Linked DNA regions of Homo sapiens: all the other regions are linked to region 3. The links are chromatin contacts, found by Hi-C or POLR2A ChIA-PET in ENCODE. All regions are on one chromosome and are shown on one strand. Each heading gives the region's core, a stretch centred on a gene start or an enhancer-like site at or near the end of the contact. The rest is flanking DNA. Distances are from core to core; before and after follow the strand shown. Region 1 has its middle 34 kb from the start of LINC02946. Region 2 has its middle 32 kb from the start of NCK2. Region 3 has its middle 34 kb from the start of LINC02946.

What was found. A loop is a pair of places that touch in the nucleus more often than their neighbours do. ChIA-PET counts read pairs that join two places held with the same protein, here RNA polymerase II (POLR2A). Pooled maps may share reads with other maps.
Region 1: a loop to region 3 is called in a map of PC-3, with 5 times the contacts of the local background. The contact joins two enhancer-like sites. A Hi-C loop is called at or near these places in 2 of 168 maps with a recorded cell type or tissue (K562 and PC-3) and 3 of 50 pooled maps. POLR2A ChIA-PET finds 5 or more read pairs at or near these places in 5 of 52 experiments (HEK293, PC-3, PC-9 and 2 more).
Region 2: a loop to region 3 is called in a map of PC-3, with 4 times the contacts of the local background. The contact joins two enhancer-like sites. A Hi-C loop is called at or near these places in 2 of 168 maps with a recorded cell type or tissue (Calu3 and PC-3) and 2 of 50 pooled maps. POLR2A ChIA-PET finds 5 or more read pairs at or near these places in 2 of 52 experiments (RWPE1 and activated naive CD4-positive, alpha-beta T cell).

What each region holds. Positions count from the first base shown.
Region 1 is chr2:105,574,583-105,578,171 of GRCh38, forward strand. No RefSeq gene overlaps it. Among named protein-coding and RNA genes, the nearest start is that of LINC02946, 34 kb to the right of the region's middle. RefSeq lists an enhancer at 1,948-2,846. Within about 2 kb of position 1,934, at least 7 of the 41 ENCODE cell types and tissues checked have a DNase peak (open chromatin) inside an H3K27ac peak, as active enhancers do.
Region 2 is chr2:105,710,869-105,714,719 of GRCh38, forward strand. No RefSeq gene overlaps it. Among named protein-coding and RNA genes, the nearest start is that of NCK2, 32 kb to the right of the region's middle. Within about 2 kb of position 2,448, at least 2 of the 41 ENCODE cell types and tissues checked have a DNase peak (open chromatin) inside an H3K27ac peak, as active enhancers do.
Region 3 is chr2:105,642,268-105,646,107 of GRCh38, forward strand. No RefSeq gene overlaps it. Among named protein-coding and RNA genes, the nearest start is that of LINC02946, 34 kb to the left of the region's middle. Within about 2 kb of position 2,149, at least 3 of the 41 ENCODE cell types and tissues checked have a DNase peak (open chromatin) inside an H3K27ac peak, as active enhancers do.

The DNA.
Region 1 (3,589 bases), core at 684-3,183, 68 kb before region 3:
TAACCCTCAGATCCTATTGGAAAAACGTTAGATCATTGGGGGACTATGTATTTTTAATCAAAAGTTGGCATTTTTATAAAGAGCATGTGATTTGACCATTTTTAGTCTATGCCCTCAATGCAATTTAAATATGACATGCTGAGCATACACTCAGTTTTGTTCTTAAAAGAACAAACCTTGAACCTGGCTAGAATTCAGTAATTTTTTTCTTTGAACCAACAATGTTGAGAACTGAATTTTTGAAATATATGTATAAACCAAAACTTACCAAAGGGAGAAGCTTATTTAATTTCAACCAGCTCTTACTGCGTGTCTTCTAACACAGGGCTTAGAAAACTAAATAATCTATGGCTCTTGTTCTTGCTCTTGAAAAGCTGCCAGTCCTTGGTAAAGCCTAAGAGACCTGAATTTTGGAAAAGCATTTTGGAATGCTTTTAGTTGCAAGAAACAAATGAACAAAACTAACCCCAAGGAACATAAACAATACAGGAAATTTAAAACTCACAAAGACTTAAAGCCTGAAAATAGATTTGCCTTCAGGTGAAGCTTGATCCAGGACCTCCATGACCCAATTTTTTTCCATCTTTCCTGTTTTCAGATTTCCATTCTTGGCAATGTCCTCTCCTCTCTCAACCTCGGCTTGTCCTCTCAACCCCTTTGCTAGCCTGCTCCCTGGGAACTAAGAAGGGGTTCCCAGAGAAGGTAATGCTTAGAATTTTGAGGCAGAATGTGCATGGGATTGACAATAAAGAAAGCACATTCCAGAAGGGAGTATCCTTCTCAAAGGCAAGAAGGAGTGAAGCCACAGGAGAGTCAGGGGAGCTGCAGGTAGTTTTTATGCTGCTGGAGGAGAGAGTCTACTTGAGGGACTAGCAGTGATGGATGCTCAGGGGTAGGGAGGAGGTAGCAGGAGGAGGGATGGGGACCATGAGCTCTGTTCTGAGCGGAGCTGAGGTGGAAGCACTTTATCCTGAAGACGATGGAGAATAATTCTAAGCTGCGTATGCAAGGATGGGATCTGCACTTCAAAGTGAAAGCAAAAAAGACCAACTCAAACAATAAGAAAGTGTATTATCTCATAGAACTGCAAGTTCAGAGGGAGGGTGGGTCCAGGCTTGGCAAGATTAGTGGCTCAAAGATACCCTCAAGGACCTAGTTTCTTTCTGTTTCTCTGTTCTGCCACTTTCTGTGTGAGCTTCAGCCAAGGTCTGGCTCCCGGCATGGTTGCAGGATCGCAGCCAGAGGCAGGCAGGGCCATATGTCGTTCCCAAACCCATCCAATAATGGAGACAGAGAGGGGGCGGAGAGAAGGAAAGGGAGAGGAAAAGGGAGAGAGAGAGGTTCCAAAGGGGCCCATCGGGAACAAGGAATCTGAGTGGGAAACCAACAGTGCCCTTCTCGAAGGCTTTCATTTCCTTCTTCAACACCCAGGGCCTGTTGTATTTCGGAATTCAGTACTTTTTGGATTTCAGGAGGGTAACAGAGTGCCTGTACCTCATCTTTTAGGAGGGTAACAGAGTGCATTAGACCCCACAGGGGCTCTGAGGTGCTGACCCCACCCCACCACACCAATGACTCTGCATAAAGGGCATGGACGCCAGGTGCCCTGCTCAGTCAGGGCAGGCTTGGCAGCCCGGGGGCCACAGTGTGCGGCGCGTTCCTTCATTCTTGTATGGACCCCAGTGCCCAGGACGTTCCTTGACTGCTCTGTGAGCAGGGGGAGGAGGGCTGGAGGGAGCGGGTGGGGGGGCAGTCAGAGAGGTGATTTCTGAGGCTATGGGGACGTGCCAGTGGGTTGCGAGATGGTCTGAAGGAGAACAGACGCGACGGGAGTGGGAAACTGTGGGGACACGAAAGAGATTCCAGAGAAATGAGGAGGCAAGGGTGAAAGAGGATTACCTGGAAAAATCAAATAGCAGAGTCCTTCTTCTGCCACTAGAGGTCATGAAGAATTAAGACTAAGTCACTTAAATTGGTGAGGTGTTTGCAGTTCCTTTCTGTGAAAAGATCTCCAGGACAAAGAGACAAACAAAGAGATTTGTTGACGTATTTCAGATCCAGAACGATGAGCTACACACTTTCTGAAATCCACAAGTGTGTGTCTCGTAAGCTCCTATGAGTGTGGTCTTTCTTAAGAGCTCAAGCTCCCTCCGGTCTTGAATTGCCTTGACATCACACACTCAGGTGGGCCCTGCCTCCAAGCCCACCTTGTGAAAACAGGGACGGGGGACCGCCACTAGGGAGAGAACGTGAGAGTTGGAAGGGGCCCAGGCCCATGGGAAGTCCAAAGTGGGCTGTCCAGGTAGGGAATCTGAGGCCAGTGAGGAAAGAAGGACTTTTCGAGGCCACAGAGCTGTGTGGGGCAGAGGTGGCACTAGAGTGAGTTTCCCTGGTGTGAGGCCCAGGCTCTGTCCTCTGCATGATCCGGGGGTGGGGGACGCTGGAAGCCTGGTTGACTAGAAGGAAAGACAAGCCAGAGGCCAGTGCTACTCTCCACTTCTGCCCTTTGCTGAGCTGGCCCTGACCCCTTCCAGGCCTCAGGGCCTCCTGCTGCCCTGACTTAAAGCTCCGTTTCCCACGATCTGTACAGATCCTGACTCACACCCTCCTCTTCATGTCCTTGGGCTACTTTCTCTTTGACTAACAGTTTTAAATTTTTATTTATTTTTATTTTTGATACATAGTATTGTACACATTTATGAGGTATGTGGAATATTTTTACATGCACAGAATGTGTAATGATTAAGTCAGTACAAACATAAGTTAGAAAGAAGAAATAAGGTTTTTTTTCTTTCTTTTTTTTTTTTTATTTGAGATGGAGTCTCGCTCTGTCGCCCAGGCTGGAGTGCAGTGACTTGATCTCGGCTCACTGCAAGCTCTATCTCCCAGGTTCACGCCATTCTCCTGCCTCAGCCTCCTGAGTAGCTGGGACTACAGGCGCCCGCCACCATGCCCAGCTAATTTTTTGTATTTTTAGTAGAGACAGGGTTTTACCATGTTAGCCAGGATGCTCTTGATCTCCTGACCTCGTGATAAATAAGTTTTTTTAGTAAAGTAATTCAAACTTTTCGATTCGGGGTACATGTGGAGGTGTGTTACAAGGGTATGTTACATGATGCTGAGGTTTGTGGTATGATTCATCCCATCACCCAGGTAGTGAACATAGTACCCAATAGGTACTTTTTCAGCATTTGTTCCTTCCCCTTCGTCCCCCCTCTAGCAGTCCTCAGTGTCTATTGCTGCCATCTAAATGTTCATGAGTATCCAGTGTTTAGCTCCCACTTATAAGTGAGAATATTTGGTATTTGCTTATCTGTTCCTCCATTAAGTCACTTAAGATAATGGCTTCCAGCTGCATCCCTATTGCTGTCAAGGATCTGATTTTGTTCTTTTTTATGGCTGCATAGTATTCCATGATGTATAAGGACCACGTTTTCTTTATCCAGCCCACCATTGTTGGGCACCTGGGTTGATTCCATGTCTTCGCTATTGGGAATAGCACTATGATCATCATACGAGTGTATGTGTCTTTTTGGTAGAATGATTTATTTTAGATGAAATAAGTTCTGAAGCTCAATAGCAGAGTAGG
Region 2 (3,851 bases), core at 1,198-3,697, 69 kb after region 3:
GCCTGCTATGAAACATCACCTGACAAAAGTTCACTGGGTGACTGGTGTTTAACTACATGGAACATGGATGTGATTGAGCTCAGAGGACCACTAGGAAGAGATTCAGCTGTTTCTGAGCCTCTGTTCTTAGCCACTGCATTGACTCATCACTGGTCTGTTCCCAGTTTTCTTTTGGAAATTATTATAGGAGGAAATTATCTGGGGGAGGCTTAATGGAGGTCTACCATATAGTTGTGTACAACACTATCAAATAGCAGAATCAGCTAGAATTCACCGCAGAGGCATTGTCACGTTTGTCACCCAGGAGATACTGAGAACATTCAGACCAAACTTTAACAGCTAACATATTGGATATGAAATTCTCAGTGTGTCCTACCTCGATTCTGGCCATTTACCATTGTGGTTTAGGTTTATATTCTCTTTTAAAAGACAAAAATCAATTACAAAACTATAGCCTCCCATGTTATGGTCTGGTCAAATAGTACCCAAAGCCAAAAAGCAATATTAATATGAATCAGAATCCAAATGTTCCAGAAAGAGAGTCTTGTTTTTGGGGGCATTATAGAGATATGTTTAAAAGGTTGGTGATTTGGACTTTATTATATGCAATCAAGGCTTATGTGGAGAGCAAAGTCTGGGGTAGCAGAGATTTTATTAGCTAATATTTGTGTAATCTAGGCAGACTTTGTATCCTTGCAACAACTCTGTCAGGTGATTTTTATTATCTAAATCTTACAGATAAAGAATCAGACACTCCTAGTGATTAAGTGATTTCTCTAGTTTACACAGCTGGTAATTGGCAGGGCTGGGATTCTAGCCCAGGTTTCTCTGATTCCAAAGCCAATTTCTTTCCCACCTTTAATCAAGTGCTACTGGATTTACAAAAGGTAAAAGAAATTCACAGTCTATGCTTACATGGACCAGTGGTTCTCAAAGTGTGGCCTGTGGGCCAGCAGCATCAGCATCTCCAAGGAATTACCAAAAAAGCAAATTCTCAGGCTTCGCCCCAGCATTTTGATTTAGACATGCAGGGGCTTGGCCCAGCATCTGTCTTTGGCTTTTTGGGGTGTGTGTGTGTGTGTGTGTGTGTGTGTGTGTGTGTGTCTGAGACAGAGTTTTGCTGGAGTGTGGTGGCTGGAGTGTCGTGGAGTGTGGCTGGAGTATGGTGGCTCAATCACAGTTTACTGAAGCCTTGACCTCCCAGGCTTAATTGATCCTCCCACCTCAGCCTTCCAAGTAGCTAGGACTTCAGGTGCACACCACCATACCAGCTCATTTTTATGTATTTTGTAGAGATGGTGTTTCACCAAGTTGCCCAGGCTGCTCTCCAACTCCTGGGCTCAAGTGATTCACCCACCTCAACCTCCCAAAGTGGTGGGATTATAGGCATGAGCCACCATGTCCAGCCCAGCATCTGCCTCTAATAAGCACCCCACCCCCCTGGGGGTTCCAGTGGCCACCAAGTGTGAAAGGCCCTGGAGAGATGATTCCCCTGTCAAGGGGGAGCAGTGAGTCATCTGCTGTTCACTGCATTTGGGTACCAAGCAGAGCAGATGGGAATGGCAGGGAGTGCAACACAGGTAGTGTGATACAAATGCTGGCCAGACAGTATTTTGATCCCAAAGAATTTTAGCTCATTTAAGATTGCATTGCGAGTTTCACACGGGTAAGAGTGTTAACGCTGATCTAAATTTTAATTTAGCCAATTTTCCTCCTCCTCCTTCCCCACCCCAGCTGTCACTTCCTGCAGCGAGTTACCTCAGGCATCTGGCATTTATTGAATAGATACCACCTTCCATGTTTGAGGAATGCCAGTTTCATCAGCAAACACTCTCCTGTGGTCTTTTCCTGTGTGTACTCATGCTGGAATTTCTGGACACAGATTTTGCTTTTGTTCATGCACAGAGCTTAAGAGGGATCCCTAGCCAAGGAGACAATGCATAGGGACTACTGATAGAGCCATCAGATTCCTGCTGTTCGTTGACATTCTCTTGAGCATCAGAAACAATAAGATAGAGAAGTTCAAATGTTTGAACAAGATTCAGAGGCAATTTTTAGTGGGTCAGATGTCAACAGTGGTAAAAGAGATGAATATGGGGTCTTGATATTTCAAAACCATACAGACCTGAGGAGGTCTTTACAGAAATGCACTGAAATTTAACACCTTCCAGCAGAGCAGGAGCTGACTTTGACATCCTGACATGCCTCTGTTGAATGATTCAAGGTATTGACTCACCCATGCTGCTTGAGCAAAGTGGCCAGATGTGAGCTGGCGAGGTGCTTGGCAGAGACCGTAAATGATGAAATTGGAAGGAAAGCATTTTCTGGGGTCACTCCGTAGGGCTGGGGCTCAACAGAACAGAGGAGAGGACCTTTGGATACACAATACTTGTCCTGACAATCCTGCTGCAAAGCTAGCTTCCAGGAATGCTTTATTTCAGTTGTGCCATGTGTTTGCAATGTCACTGTGAGTCTAATAGTCAAACAGGAAGGGTGAAAATAGCTGTGTTACAGTCACAGTGAATTAAGATCTTTGCATGTGCCTAGTCAACAGGGCTGACTCAGCAGAGGCTACTTGTATATTTAGGAACTGGGTGTCCTTTGATAGGGACTTTCACATCCACAAAGACAGAGGTAATATGAACGGATGGGCATTCGCAGGAGGGTAGCATGGTGCAGTAGGGAGAGCCCGGGCAGCCTCTCCAAAACCTGTCTCTCCTGGTTATAGACTGTGCCATGTCAGGGTCCAAGCACCTCACCAGCTCACATCTGGCCATTTTGCTCAAGTCTCCCTGATTTCTTCCTCACTGTTAGAGGGGGATGTTCACCTCCATTCTCACCTCCTCGGACTGTCAGGTAAATAGACACAAGGTGCCGAGGCTCCCAGCTTGCATTCTGTAACTATCAGTTGTCATCATACAAACATTCAGCCCGGTTATTTGAGAACCAGGTGAGTGTTAAGCATCTCTGATATCAACAAAATCTTTTACAAACCACCTCAGGGTATGGATTTCTTGTATCAATAACACGTCAAATAGTATATAATATTCCAACGATAAGAAGGGAAATTAATATTTACTGTGAGCATAATGGGTCAGGCACACCTGTGTTCCAAATGCTCAAAGTCCTTGCACACATGCACAAGCCCGATGACAGTTTGTATTACCCCTAGTTTTAAAATAAAGACACAGAGGGCCAAATATTAAGAAATGTGTCTTGGGTCACAGAGGGCAAGAATTTGAAGCCAGGACGACTCATCCTAGACACCCTGGAGTTCTGTCACACTCCCTTTGACATGTTCTCATGCACATTTTCCCCCAGACCCACCTACCACCCTGGGTCCCAACCAGCCACCAGACAGGTAAACAAGTTGGGGCTCAGACTTCTCTTTTTACCATATGCTCAGAAACAAATCCGTCACAACCTCTTAAGCTCTGCTTGGGGGAATGGACCTTTCTGTCTAAGAGCTCAAGGTTTCATTTTGCAGAAAACACACAACTATCATTTTCGATTCGTTTATGAGTTGGCTCATCTCCAAATGCCATCAGAACGTTAAATCCCCAGCATTTCAGTGGAGGTCGAAGGAAGACAATCCCAGCGGTACTTTCATTATAACACAAATCTCTAGCAGGTGTATGTCAACTAAAAAGCCAACAGCCAGGTCAGACTGTTACAATCAAGCTCTCTGCAGTTAATTTGGAAGGAAAGAAAAATAATGTACTTTCAATAGGTAAATATGATGTTTGAACAATGTAACTCAACTACAGAATTCCTCAAAAATGCAGAAGACAATCAGAAGCCCATACCATGGCACAGCTTCTATCATTTGGTGATATTTACCTTTGTGTGTC
Region 3 (3,840 bases), core at 899-3,398:
ACAATCTCCTCACCTTACAAGTGAGAACAGCTTGGCCCACAGCTGTAAAGATCACACACATGTAACTCAGAGGGTTGAGAGGAAACTGGGACCCGCCTCTCCTGATGGTGAAGGTGGTGGCCTTCCATGACCACATAGCATTACTGCTTTATTTTCATTGAAAATAGACAACATTTGCCTCTCCACCTCACATGTTCACATGGGATGCAGGTTGAGCTGGGGATGAACAAATTCTCTAAGTCTCTAATATTTGTGAAGGATGCTGCTCGGCCATAAAATGTGAATGAAAGGTACATTAGACTAACTCTGACAGTGAAGAGTCTACCATCTGGTTGGAAAGGAGAGAAACTATATACGAGTCAAAATAATCCCATGGCAAGGCAATTTATAAGAGTCAAATAGTCAGTTTGGATGCCAGATGCCCTAGTATTTCAGAGGAGGAGAGGCTGGGCTGGATGAAGGGAGATATAGGACTTGAAGACAGAGTAAGGTGCAAAGAGTAGGTGCAAGGGAGAAAGGCTTAGAGGAGGGAAGGTTGGATCAGGGTGAGGAAGACAGCAGGCGGTCAGGCCCGGGGCAAGTACTTCCTTCCACTATCATTACACAGTCCTGTGGTCATTAAGTAGAAGTGTTCATTAGGGAGGAGTTAATTCACAATGTCAATAGCCAGGAAGATATACCTCACAGCACATTGTCCACATCAAACTCCTCCTTAGGGCTTGCTATTATGTGACCCCCCCCATCAGGAGCTCTCAGGCTCCAGGAGCTGGACATTTCTTGCCAGTATGGTTTGGATATCACACCATGACCCGCTGGGACTTACATGCAGCAATGTCCAATTGGAGAAAGAGACCAACACATGGAAAATACGTTCACTTTACCCAAACTCGATCAGGCGAGAGATGAGGGTTTATGGTCATCTGAAAAAGAATCTCTGTGGCATTTTTTTGTGTGGCTTCCGAAACTCCAAACGAAAACCTTGACTATTCCCAGCCAAAGTGTGAAGCCTATCAGGATGTGATACTCCATTACAGGTGTAGCCAAAGGAAGGCAAGTAGTATGCTTTGTTTAACCAGATAGATTTGTCAAGGCAAAGTAGACAGTAAATGCTGCAATCCAAAAGCCAAGGCAAATGGAATGATCAAGAACTATCAGAGTCCTTCTTTCCCAGAATTTTTCTCTTTCCCCGAATATTTAGAACGAGAGCAAGACAGTAAGTTTGAGACTACATAAGCTGCCTCTCATGCACCGTGCATTTTCTTTTTTCCAAACTGAGGCGACAGTGATGGTCTCTAACCCTTCATCATGTTGTAATCACAGGAAGCACAGCTCTGTATAAACATTCCAGTTGATTTTCAGAACAGCCCATCCCGGGTGTCTATAAAATAGCTGTAAGGAAATTCTTGCAAATGAATAACAAACAACTCCAGGTGTTCAAATGAGGAACGTTCCCTAGATGCTAATGCCCAGACAAGCTCGGGTAGTTTTTCCAGGCAAAGTTGGTATTTTTAGTTTAAGAAACCAAGAAATAAAAAATGAAGGTCTTGTTTACACTCCCCTCTTGGTTCTTTGCGAGATCTTGAAAGGGGTGACTGCAGAGGCTGCATTTTAGGGACCCTCGGCTCTTTGAGAACAACACTTTTCTCCCCGTTACAAAGCACTTGTTTGTATTTATCTCCAAATGACACAGTGGCGGTTTATTCAGTGACAATCAAAATCGCAGTTTCTGAAGGGTCCTGACTCCGGGGAGAGAGAGGTCTATTGTTGTCCTCTGTCCACATGCCTGACCGCTTTGAGAAAAAATTAATGACTTTGGAGACTGATATTTCTGCAGACCCCAAGAAAGGGACAATTTTCTGTTTTTGCTGACCGGAAAACTCTGGCATGTGATTATTGTACCACAAATGAAACTTCTGGACAAGGATGCTACTTTACCAAGCCTGGGATGGTGCATAACCCACGCGGTGAAGGAAGAGGACTCTGGCTTCCTAAGTGTTTGTTGCCTTGCATTTTCTTGCAAAGATGAGCCGTCCCAGTTATGGTTTCCCAGAATACCGAAAGACACATCCCACTTACTCATGCCCAAGGAGCACAAGCAAACTCCACATCCTTTATTGCCTGGAATGAATTACAGCATGAGAAATTGGAGGGGGAGGCAGGAGTGAGGCGATGGGTTAAGGCAGCTGTGCCTAAATTAAAAATTCACTAGACTTGGCGTCAGAAAACCTGAGTGCGAAACGGTGCCTGGCACGCAGCAGATGTTTAACTCAAACAAAATAATGTCAACAACGAAGGCACAAAACTCACATTTTTAGAGAAAAGCAAACAAAATACCAAACAGGATGACTCGAGTAAGATTTGGCTTCCTTCCTACGAGATGTTTCTTTTTTATTCAGCTTTTCCCAATTTTGAACACAATGGTGTTGAACCACGGCAGCCCTTTCTCTTTTCAGACGAATCGGGGTGGACCTCTGTGGTTGCTACCTAGTCTCAGCTGGTTTCAGTAGAAATAAACCTGCATTCAAAGCCGGACTCTGCCACCTCCCAGATGAGTGCCTCTGGACTGCTAACTTCCCTGCTTGCTGCAGTGTGGGTAATAAACCCCAAACAGACAGGACTGTGAAGAATCACTGAGATAATGGGCAAAACGGTGCTAACTATGTGCTCATGGAAGTTCTATGAAATTATAAAACGTGAGAATAGAAGGAGGGGAAAAAAGGACTACCTGTTTCTGGCTGGCCCAGGTGCAACAGTCCCCTCTGAGCAGAAAAGAAGGCCCGCATTTTACTCAAACTGGTGGGCGTCTTGTGAGGTGTGGCGAGCCCAGGGGATCCGCCTTTTGCCACCCCTCCCTGTACTTTATTCTGAGGGCATTTATTTAAAGTGGGTCATCATTCAAGACAACTTTGCTTGCAAGGCCTTGAGAAATGCTTTGTGCTGCCCATGCAGCCACGGCAAAGAGAGGTCCCACCAGGATGGTCTCAAGGTCCCCAACTCCCACATCCAAGGGGGCACCCAGTGAATCAGAGGGAGAGGCCCCCGCTCCCTCTCCTCCCACTCGGGCTCACAGGGAACATTCACTCCCCCACTCCCATCATCCTCATCCACTCCAGCAGAAGCATGAGCATTGCTTCTGAGTCCTGTTACATTCTATCTTGGAAGCAGAAAGCCCACCCCAGGCGGTAAGCATGCTCAGTCGCCAGCACGTCCGCCAGTGTCTCCGGGACCCACTCCTTAGCAGATGGCTCTGGGGACCCAGAGAATTTGCTCAGAAAGCAAAATTCTGTTGTTACACTCTGTAAAAGCTTCTGGGAAAATCGTCTTCGGAGTTGTCTTTTAATTAGGGAGTCTTCCATTTTTGCTCGTCTTTAAAATCCACATCACAGTCTTGACTGCTTCCTTCACAAGAGTCATCAGCCTCAAATGCCAGACCACAATGCGCCCTGGGGGCGCAAGGTGTTATGCAGATCCTCCCAGTCACTCTCCCTGCTTCAGGGAGCCCGGTTTGCAGGGCCAGTGTCCCTCTCAGATGATCAGTTCCTGAAAGGCTGGGTGCAGGGGGAGAGGATTCTTATTCATCTTTTGACTTCCCATTTTCTAGTGCACACCTGCTACATAGGAATTAATAATAAATGAATGTGAATGAACAGGACTGTTGTTACACAGTAAAGACAGGATCCAAACAGCTAGCAAGCTGAAGTCCTTGTCGATCAAGAGACAGGAGGCATTGCAGCAGTCAATATGCCTCTTTAACTGTGCACCTATTACATGCAGAGAATATTCCAAAAAAAAAAAGCCTTCACCAGATGTCCCTTATATAGCTTAGACATATGTTTTCCA